Regions from separate parts of the Homo sapiens genome. Here all the other regions are linked to region 3. The links are chromatin contacts, found by Hi-C or POLR2A ChIA-PET in ENCODE. All regions are on one chromosome and are shown on one strand. The core of a region is the stretch at or near the end of the contact, and the rest is flanking DNA. Distances in the headings are between cores, read along the strand shown.

Region 1 (3,769 bases), core at 101-2,600, 130 kb after region 3:
TCATTCTAGGAAAGATCTAGGTCAGTGTAATCCTATCTAGAGAAAGTTAAAAAAGAATAATTGTTGACTTGGTATTCTTCGTAGTCAGAAACAAATTAAATGACAAATTATGACACTATTTTTTATTACATGACAGACAAATAAAAAGTTACCATATATTAAATGCTCAAGAGGTTAATATCTATAAAGCAGAAATATAAACTGTAAATCAGTAAGAAATACCAGTAACTCAGTGGATAAATAATCAAAGGCTATGAATAAGACATTTACAAAGGAATAACCAAAAATAGGCAGTAAGTATCCGAGAAGATGATCAATCTTTGTCATGATTAACACATCAATGAGGTGCCATTTTTGTCAACATTATGGGAGTAAAAATAAATGACTAGATAATGCTTAGTGTTGATTGTGGTTTGGAGGAAAGGGGTGTTGTCATGTATTAGTGGAAGAGCACACTGTTCAAATTTTGGAGCAGCATAAATTGGCAGTACTATAAAAATTAAAAATCTACACACCCAACAATCTAGTAATTCCACTTAATTGGTATACAGAAATACTTGCACAAATTCACAATAATTTATGTACCAGGATATTTATCAGCAGTTTTATTTATAATAATGGAAAACTGAGGGCAATCTAACTATAAGTCAATACATAATCCATACTCTGAAATACAAGTCATTAAAGTTATTAAGTAATGTCTGAAGATATTAACATAGAAGGATGAGCTCAATATATTAATGAATGCAAAAAAATGTAGAATGGTATACAGTACATATAGCATAGTAAGCTCAACTAATGGATTCATGGTACTTGTTTCCATTATTTTATTGTTGTAGTAGGAGCAGAAAAGTAGTAAAAGTATTTTAACCCAAAGAAAAAAAATGCTAGCATGAAAATCACAGTTCAATAAAGTGTTTTTATATCAGTATGTTTATTAATAATTAAAAGTATTAATAAGTTTACTTCAGGAATAAGATTAATTTACGTATCTGTGAGAAACTTCGTGATATACATCAAAATATTAAAGTAATCATGCTATATTTTTCTTTTCATTCTGAAGACCACCTCTTGCAGGTAACTTTTTCTATTTTATTATACTGTCCTATTCTCCTTTCTTTACTTAGTTATATATCACAACTATAGAAGAAATAGGTTACCTGTTACTTGCAGAAATGTCACTCACTATTAATATTACTTTGCAACACAGAAAATTTTTCTGAATAATTAGAGGCAACTAAGCAAGCCTAAATGGAGTTGGTTAATTAAGTTATAAAATTCTAAGGGAGTATGATGAACCATGTAGACATATGAGCTTTCTGTTCTGCTTTTTTATCAAATGTTTCTGGCACCTGGGTTTTCTCAACTGCCCTTCTGTTGAATATGATTTTCGAATTGATGTAATGAAGAGTGGTGCTCTCTGGACAAGTAAGCTGTTCATTTGTAGAATAATAATATGTCAACACATATTTTCCAAAATAACAGTCCTACTACCGTAAATGTCTTGGAAACAGTTACCTGACACCCAGAGAGTAAGTACAACTAGCCTAGAGCCTTGGTCTGACACCAAGCAAGAGGGTTTATGAAAGAAGATAGCCCAGAAAGCTGGAGCCCTGCTCTGCTGTGTCGACATGTCTACAGCTCAGAATAAAATTGAGTTTCCTGCTTTAGCCATAGCTGGGTCTTAAAATAACCTGAAGAAATTATAGTTCTGATTACATAGAAAGTGAAGGACTTAGAACATTCTCCTAATAAAGCCATGAGAATGACACAAAGCTTAGTCATCGGCAGTCCTCCTCTAACAGGCGTTTTAGAGAGAAAAATAGAGGTTTGAAATTGGATAATTTGATTTGAAATCTTGCCTAATTATTTTAAGAATGCAGAAAACCTTTCTTTTTTGGCCAAAAAAATAATGATCTGGAATCCAATTAGGAAAGAACAGGCTTTTAAAATGTTTGATATCTCCAGTAATGGAGAAAAATCATGTCTTTAAAATTACATTCTGCTACAAACCTCATTCTTGGATGTCTTGCTTTTTGCATTTTGAATGGACAAATTTAATGTAATTTCCTTTTGGAAACATGGCATTGGAAAAGTTAGATGAGATGTTTAATTTTATGTTGGATCCTATCTACCAGGGTACAGATTTTTAAGAAGAAAAACACTTCTTGTTTCGTTTTATTTCCCAAGGGAGATATCTCACTTAACCAGATGCCTTGCGATTTGTCACAATATAGATCATTTACACAGAATTTGTGTCCAGTCGTCCATCTATTTGATTTGCACACCATGAATAAAATAAGCAAAATGGATAAAGCTTCTAATACTCCCAATTAAAAAATTGCTATCTATTTTTTCACCATTAATATGCTATCCCAAATGGCATTTATCACCATACTGTCTCACCATATTTATTCGTATGCTGTTGTTTTCTCAAGATACGTTCAATTCAGATTATGTTTGACTTGCAGCCATATCAATAATATGACTAATAATAAACAACAGTCTAGGATTTCCAGTTTTTAGAAAAACGATAATAAATTTGAAGTGAACCTATATTCAGATTTACATTTTACTTAGTATTGTTTTTAAAAAAACATTCAATTAATATTCTGAAATGATTCCATTTATTTTTACTACAAAGTTAGCTGGACCTTTACAGCATTTTAGAGTTTTACACGAGGTTTAGATTTGACTAAGCCTTAGTACGATGTCTGGAAACAGGAGGTTGAATGAACATTTGTTGAAAGGAAAAATCAGTTATTGAAATATTGTGTCTTCTGTTATCATTCTTGAGAAATGGTGGTGAGACAACTTAGTAGAAGTGACTAACAACTACATATATACAGAAGACAGGATGTAAGTCTCCAAGGTAATCAAGACCAACAGGAGGATGTTAGACCAAAATTAACACCGCGAGAAATGTGTTATGCATATATTACAGCCCACGTGTGAAAATCTGTTCATTTATAGAGAGATTGCTTCTCTGTGAATGGCTAAGTTGGCTCCACTAAGTACAAAAAAGCACTTAGGGCCATTCAGAACTAACAGCCACACACTCTGAAAGACTAAACCAAAAGATACCTGATTAGTAAGTGCTCTTTAGATGTGGGGATAGACGTTTTAACAAAGAAAGGACAGGGATGGAGAGGACTAAAGCTCCGTGCTGGGAAACTCTTAAGGAGCCAGGGCCTCCCAACAATATGCTAAGAGTGCACCCCTAGCTGTCTGGCCACATTTTCATTTCTTGTCTCAATCCTGAGGATTAATCATGAATTCCAGTCCAGTTTCTTTCCAAGCATATAACTGGACATGACAGAGTATCTTAGCTTCTACATCATAAAGCTCAATTGTTAATACTGAAAAAAAAAAAGCAGGGTGGTTTTTTTAAAAAAAACAAAAAACAAAAAACAAAAAAAAAAACATCTAATGAGCAAACAAACCAAACATGCCTCTCTTATTTCTTGTCCTGTCTATTTTTTATTTAAGCGCTGTAGGTGAGGTAATTGAAATGGAGCCCATGATATGTCTTAAGAAGGATTAATAACATTCAGTGACCATTAAGTGCTATGAATTTTCAATGTATAATGTTTTATTTGTTTCTCCCAGGAATCCTCTTTGTAGGTGGTAAAAATCATTTAACAAGTGAGGAAACTGAGCTCAAAGAGGCTGAATAACTTTAATTAACAAGCATTTATGGATGTCCACTGTATTTAGGCCAAAGTAAATGATGTAGTGTCTTGCTTCCAAGAGCACATTGTCTAGAGTG
Region 2 (3,782 bases), core at 725-3,224, 210 kb before region 3:
ATATTTGCTTGGTGGTTCATGGACATGTAAATTTTGGGATATGTTACTATTGTTTAGGGTATACTGTCTGTAAAATAAGTTATTAACCCAGTGACTGTTAACTAGATCTTCCAAAAGCCCTGTCTCCTATCATTTTATGTGTATTGAAAAATTATTATAATTAGAGATTTTTTTAAACTCTTAGAAAATGAAAGTATACAGCTATGAAAATTCTGTTTGGGTAATTTTTTAAAAAATTTATTTTCAGTTCAGAGGTACATGTGCAGATTTGTTATACAGGTAAACTGTGTGTCACAGGGCTTTGGTGTACAGATTATTTCATCATGTTTGGATAATTTTTATGTTATTTTTTAATGCATTTTTATCCTTTTGTCTGTATTATTGTGCTTCCTTTTTTATTAAAGAAGAGTTGGATGTATCTTACTTTGGCTTTATGTTTAAAGTGAAACAGTAAATTGAAAGATTTTAACAGGTCGTGGTATGTCAATGAAAGAACCTAGAAATTAGCAGAAAAATGCAGGAAGCCAACTATAGATATTGGAAAAATAATACATACCATAACTTGAGTTAGGTAATGTACACTATCGAGTCTTTGAATTTCAATAAAGTATGTCAAAGTAGACATTGTATGTCATTTTCCCTTCTGTTGGGAGAACTGATAATCCGCCTACCCATCTGCCTTCCTACCTTTCTTAGTTTTCTTTCTTTTTCTTTTATTCTGCCTAAGTCCAGAAAAGATTTGGGGTCTATATAAGTAAGTTATGGAAAATAAAATACGTGAGGAGGAAGGGAAATGAAGGGAAATTGGGTACACCCTGTTAGTACCTGCATTTAAATTCTGTGAAGTTGCTTGAAGACGGATGGATCTGTGTCTGAGCTTCCTGATTAGCAAGTCTGTTGTCTATGGTGCGATTAATCTCTTCTCAGCCTAACTCTGATATAGTCACTGCCCTGTATAAGAAATGTCAGTGGCTCTCTATCACATCTATTTAAGGTATATAAGAACCCGTACCCTTTTCAGGCTTATCTTATTTTTCTCCTCAATGAACCCCACTCTGTTCAACATGTAGAGCTGCTTACCTTCCCCAGGTCCAGTTTTCTTGCTTGGAGGCCTTTGAATGACCCTTCCTCACCACTGGGAGTGTCCTGTTTACTTATCTTCAACACCCAGCTCCTACTCCATTCTTCTGTGAGGCCTTCCTGGGTGACGCTGACATTTGTTACCTCTCTCAGTTCTGGAACTTACCTTAGTACTGGGGTTGTCTTCTCTAATAGGCTTAGCTTTTTGAGGGCAAGGGACATCTAAGTACATTTTGTGGGGTGTATATAGAGTGAAGCAGTTGGCAGCTGTATTTATGGTTGCTCTCTTAGTTAAGTAATATACTGCCCAGCACACAAAAGGAGCCAAATAAGTGAAGAATAAAGGGCACTTTGTGAGGAGGCTGATTATAGTGGTGCTAGGGGCATGGAATTGGGGAGGAGGGAAGCAGTTGAATATACCTGAGCAAAACCAAACTGTTTCATATGTGTCATGAATCATATCCCTTTTCTTTTTGCTTATTCATTTGTTGACTTTCGGTTCTTTTCACCTCTAGTGCTATCCACTGAACTTCCTCCATCCCCCTACCTCCCCTTCCCTCCCGTTCCCTCCTCCACCTCCCCTCCCCTCCCCTCTCCTCTTTGACAGAGTCTTGCTCTGTCACCCAGGCTGGAGTGCAGTGGCACAATCTTGGCTTACTGGAACCTCCACCTCCCTAGTTCAAGCAATTCCCTTGCCTCAGCATCCCGAGTAGCTGGGATTACAGGCACATGCCACCATGCTGGCTAATTGTTTTGTATTTTTAGTAGAGACAGGGTTTCACTATGTTGGCCAGACTTGTCTCGAACTTCTGACCTCAGGCAATCTGCATGCCTTGGGCTCCCAAAGTGCTGGGATGACAGGCGTGAGCCACTGCACCCGGCCCCCCTCTTTCTAAGGTGGCTTATCTATTCATTGAACAACAAACATTGCAATAGGGTAGTCATTGTTTGCAAGACTTGTGGTTTCATACTGAGTTCTCTAAATGTGGGGAAGTTGCTAAGTTTGGCTCTTCTTCAGCTAGCACAGCGGTAGAAGCAGACCTACCACCCTCTTTCCTTTTAGTAACTTGAACTTCTCCCTGTTTCAATGCTTATAAACCACCTCTCTCCCAAAACAAATATGTATTGTGGTTAAGAATAGTGGAAAGAGTGACATGATTTTTAATTGTGGTTGAGCAGGAAATTGTTTTAAGTTAGTTTAGAATTCATTGATCCAACATTCTTTATACTTTTAAAAAGTAATACAGTTTTGCATACTGTATAATTAGCAGTAACTTTTAAATATACTACGTTTCTGAGGACCTTCAGTAAAATACATAGAAAGGAAAACATCCGGCTTAAAATTTGTGACTTTTCAATCTGTATACATTTTCAGTTCCTCTTATTTAAAGTGATAGACTAATAAATATTTTAATATAATGGTTGAAGTCTTTATTAAGATTAAATTAGGATCTTAAACTTTCTGTGTGTCTCCATTAAAGATGTGTTTTTGGCTTCATTATTTGACAGTGTTGTGGTATGGCATTTAATGGAGAACAAGATCTCTTACTTTGGAATGTATCTGGTCAAATGGAGTTCCTTTCATATTTGCCCAGGAAGCTTATTTTTCTAAAGATTATGGAAATAACAGATGTGGAACAAGCAAGCACTGCATGTCTTTCATTCAGAGTTCTCTGAGGAACCACCTTGGGTAGGCTTTTGTTTGTCACACACATAGCAAGTATGTCTTTACCCTGACTGATGCAATAGTCCAGCCTCCTGTGGGGTATCATCCACTAACAATAATGCCATAACCCATTAGTTGATTGCAAACTCTCTGAATCCATAGGGACTTGCCCCAGTCCAAATGAGTGACTAATTCTTAAACTACAAGGTAAAGCTGAGGTCCTAAGGGAGGAGGGACATGTTAAGGTTTGACTGTTTATTTTGCTTGTTATTACTGCAGGATCATTAAAGAAATGTTTATATCCTGTTGGGGTTCTATGTTCTTAACCACTATATAAGGATGAATAAGCTTTGTTTTTTTTGCTTCTACCTCTCTTATATTTCTTTCCATTCTCTACCCTCCCTCTCCTAAGGAAAAATGGTGTTCACACTCATTGGGTCTAAATAAACCCAAACGTCTTTTCTTTGAATATTTTATTACCTTATCTGTTTATCTATTAATGAGAAATTATACAAATGCATATTTGAAGTTCTTAGTAAAAGCCCAAGGACTTAAACGCAGCTCTGGAAACACCTGTCATCTATCTTTTATTTAGTAAATCTCCCTTTGTCCCAGATTCCTCATTTGGAAAATATGTCATGAATTTGTTATGTTGGTATCATAAAAGATGTAATTGTACAAGAGATAGTAAAGTATCACATGTTCATTTAGAATGATCACACATAAATATGTGCTTTTTTCTCTCAACCGTGACCTGTAACTATCCTTTTTTGAATGTCACAAAAATCTCATGTCTATAAGCCTCTCCACACTGATGAGATTGAGGCCTAAAACCATCATCTCCCAGCTCTGTCACAATTTCCAGATTTGTCTCTGTCTTTAGGTTTGCTCACTTTTGAGCACATAGAATTATGCCATCCTTTTCAAATTACATGTCAGCTCCTTACTTTATCCTACCCCCAGTAGTGAGCGCCTTAGTTGCCTTGCTTCATCTTTTGATGTGTTTTTACACTGTTTGTCATGCCAGCATTTCTTG
Region 3 (3,476 bases), core at 790-3,289:
TGTGAGGATAGAGGAGAAGGGAAGGAGGAAGTATTTTTGAGAACTAGTTTCACAGTGCTTTTTTGAAATTTTAATCAGAGAGTTTGCTTTTTTAAACCATAGACTTGTAGTTTCTTAGTACTTTAGTTCCCTCAGAAATTTAACAGGTTCTGATATATTGCTTCTAGTCAGTTCCGTGACCAGGAAACACATGAAAAGTTGTTCTAAATGTAGTTCCTAACTCTGCTCTTTTTCTTTCTTTCCATGCCCCGTGCTTCTTTCTCTACTCAGTGGTGGCCACCTTGAGTCCATCTGAAACAACAGACTGGGGGAATTGGTGGGGTGGCTTTATTCTTAGCTACAATACTATTTTTGTTACAGAACTAAGTCTTTTGTGAATTGGGAATTTTAATGGAATTTTGTTTTTCAAAGCTTTTATATTTATTTTTGCTCTTTGGGAATCAGATGCAGTGTAATTTTTCAGCTCTTCAAAGTATCAAATTTCTTGACACTCTCATTCCTTTTCATTTCTAGTTAATTTTTGTCTGAACTAACCTTTTTCTTGTCGTACCTTGCAGTCAGTGGCAAAAATCAACAATATATAAGAACATCATGGCCTCTTGAACCCTCTTGTTCGCTGAAGCTGCAGTTTCACTAGGCAATTGGATTGCCTTTCGAATAGCTGTAGGCTTTAGTTTTACTGAATGTTTTTTCATTGGTATGAGTTGCCAGTATTCCAGCTTGTTTTGTCTGTTTTTTTGCTACCTGATTTTGGCCACTAAGCTAATACTTAAGTGTTGAGCCTTTGTTACAGTCCCAATTCATTTCAAGTTGTCAATTCACTTTCTCTGTTAAGCTAGGCTAGGAGTAGTAGCACAGAGACCACAAAATAATCAGTGGATAATCACAATAATATTTTATTTCTCATTCACGTAAGAGTCCTGGAGTTATAGGCATTTAGGACAGCACAGCAGCTCTCCTGTATTCTTCAGGGCCCTGTAGTGATGGTAGCTTCGAAATCAGCACATGGCTTCCAGTGTTGCTCAGGATGTCTGCATCCCAGGCACTAGAAGGGAAACAGCATCTGGACGAGTGCTCATGGTCATTCTGTAAAGGCTAGATCTGAAATGGCACTTGTTACTTCTACTCACATTCTGTTGGAGACAAGGTTGTCACTTTACCTAACTGCAAGGGAGGCTGGGTTGTATATGGTAGGAGGAGAGAAACATTAGTGGCTGGCTTGTGGTCTCTGCCACAAGATGATGGGAAGGAATTTATGTATGTCAAGTATATGCATAAGCAAAAAGAAAATGTTTACCTTAAAGACAGTTGGACTTAATGATTAGATGATAAGGGACCAAAATATGGAAAAGGAACTGTGAACTAATCATTAATATCATGTGATACTCTGAAAGAGATAACTATTTTGATTTTCTAAAAATGCAGCAAAGGCAAAGAGGGGTTAATAAAAGTTGGCTTCTGGGATTGTATACTTTAGAGAGTGTGTGACTTCCTGAGGATACAGTTTTATATTTATTTTGGCATTTTGTGAACATGACTAACATGTTCTCCATACGCATCAATTAGTGTAGTTGTTCTGAAAAAATAAGATATTTTTAGATCTCAGTTGTGTTTGACCCTAGAGAAAGACAACACACACACACACACACACACACACACACACACACACACACACACACGTCGTAGAGAAGGGAAGTAATGGGGGATGAGGCAAGGGGTGAGAACTGAACATTTATTTGTTCAAAGGTTTGACCGTGATTTTCTTGGCTTTTGTTAGGAAGAATATAGCTAGATTTAAAAGTAATTCTCGGATAATGACTAGACACAATTCAGTAGTGTTTGCATGGCTCTTGGCAACTGATCACTCCCTGGAATACACTGAGAGAGCTGGAGAGGGGGTTTCAGTGCCTGCTCTTAGGTTTTTCAGAATTATGGCTGAGATCCCAGTAGGTCAGCAAGGTCTGTCTCTCACAGCAACCATTGGTTCCTAGAAACCCTTAGGGTTTACTTATGTTCTTGAATGTTTGGTTTTATTCTTAGTTCCTGTTTTTCCTTCCTGTCACATCCTAGACCAGGCCACTTTGCATGTCATTCTTGAGTTCTGTAGTAGTTTGGTACAGGCTACTCCTCTCTTTCCACTTCAGTATATTCTGTGTCCGGCTTTTTCCTGCTCATAAAACCTTAAATTACTGTACGTTGTTCAAAGGATATATTTCAGTCTGTGCCTAGACAAAGCCTAGTCCAGCAGCCAGAAGTCTTCAGTTCTGGCCCCAGTTTTGCCACTAACTAGCTGCATGGCCAAGGAGAAGTGACTTATGAGAATATATCTGTCCCCAGCTTCTCTGTGAAACAATAAGCATTCTAAGGAAGATTAGAAAACATTGTGTTTGGGCTGGGCATGGTGGCTCACGCCTGTAATCCCAACAGTTTGGGAGGCCAAGGCAGGCAGATCACTTGAGGTGAGTAGTTCAAGACCATCCTGGCTAACATGATGAGATCCTGTCTCTACTAAAAATACAAAAATTAGCCAGGCATGGTGGCACACACCTGTAGTCCCAGCTACTAGGGAGACTGAGGTGGGAGAGTTGCTTGAACCCGGGAAGTGGAAGTTGCAATGAGCCAAGATTGTGCCATTGCACTCCAGCCTGGGCAATAGAGTGAGACTCCATCTCAAAGAACAAAGTTCAGCCAGGCGCGGTGGCTCATGCCTGTAATCCTAGCACTTTGGGAGGCTGAGGTGAGCAGATCACCTGAGGTCAGGAGTTCGGGACCAGCCTGGCCAACATGGTGAAACCCCGTCTCTACTAAAAATACAAAAATTATCCGGGCATGGTGGCACGTGCCTGTAATTCCAGCTATGTGGGAGGCTGAGGCAGGAGAATCACTGGAACCCGGAAGGCAGAGGCTGCAGTGAGCCGCTATCGTGCCACTGCATTCCAGCCTGAGCGATGGAGCGAGACGCCATCCCCCCCCCAAAAAAAAAAGAAAGTAAAAAAGAAGAGAGAACATTGTGTCCTACATCCTTTTCTTGGCCATCTGAAGTTGTATAGTGATATATTTTAGATGTTTCGGGAAATCCTGTCACAAAGTGACCTGTTTACCTGCATTAAACCTTGCATAGCCTTCACCAATTGGCCAGCAAAACCTTTTGTTCACATAACATATTAACATTCCACCTCCACACAAATAGTGTTACCCAGAAGACACACTTAGAAATAATGAACTATGTTGAGGATACTAGAGAGCTTCTGAAAATGTCTCCACTTTTTCATCTTTATCACCTATTAAGAATGGCAGCTTTGAAGTAAGATGCCTGGATATAAACCCCTCACTTAGTACACAGACAATTTTGGGCAAGTTACTTAATCTTTTTGCTCTCTGGTTTCTTCTTCTGTCAAATGAGGGCAATAGAAGTTTTTACCATGGGGTTATTTACAGGATTCCATGAGTTCACACAGGCCTAGTGCTCACAGCAG

The links. A loop is a pair of places that touch in the nucleus more often than their neighbours do. ChIA-PET counts read pairs that join two places held with the same protein, here RNA polymerase II (POLR2A). Pooled maps may share reads with other maps.
Region 1: a pooled map shows a loop between it and region 3 (2.7-fold over the local background). The contact joins two enhancer-like sites. A Hi-C loop is called at or near these places in 2 of 37 single-sample maps with no recorded cell type and 3 of 50 pooled maps. POLR2A ChIA-PET finds 5 or more read pairs at or near these places in 4 of 52 experiments (PC-3, Panc1, T-cell and 1 more).
Region 2: a loop to region 3 is called in a pooled map, with 8 times the contacts of the local background. The contact joins two enhancer-like sites. A Hi-C loop is called at or near these places in 1 of 37 single-sample maps with no recorded cell type and 3 of 50 pooled maps. POLR2A ChIA-PET finds 5 or more read pairs at or near these places in 2 of 52 experiments (PC-3 and WTC11).

What each region holds. Positions count from the first base shown.
Region 1 is chr7:18,519,206-18,522,974 of GRCh38, forward strand. The region is part of intron 2 of HDAC9 (histone deacetylase 9); the gene reads left to right. Among named protein-coding and RNA genes, the nearest start is that of HDAC9, 25 kb to the left of the region's middle. RefSeq lists a silencer at 2,962-3,041. Within about 2 kb of position 1,351, at least 7 of the 41 ENCODE cell types and tissues checked have a DNase peak (open chromatin) inside an H3K27ac peak, as active enhancers do.
Region 2 is chr7:18,176,422-18,180,203 of GRCh38, forward strand. It overlaps a transcript of HDAC9 not described here. Among named protein-coding and RNA genes, the nearest start is that of MIR1302-6, 51 kb to the left of the region's middle. RefSeq lists enhancers at 1,091-1,235, 1,900-2,009 and a cis regulatory region at 1,154-1,171. Within about 2 kb of position 1,975, at least 5 of the 41 ENCODE cell types and tissues checked have a DNase peak (open chromatin) inside an H3K27ac peak, as active enhancers do.
Region 3 is chr7:18,388,417-18,391,892 of GRCh38, forward strand. It overlaps a transcript of HDAC9 not described here. Among named protein-coding and RNA genes, the nearest start is that of HDAC9, 110 kb to the right of the region's middle. Within about 2 kb of position 2,040, at least 2 of the 41 ENCODE cell types and tissues checked have a DNase peak (open chromatin) inside an H3K27ac peak, as active enhancers do.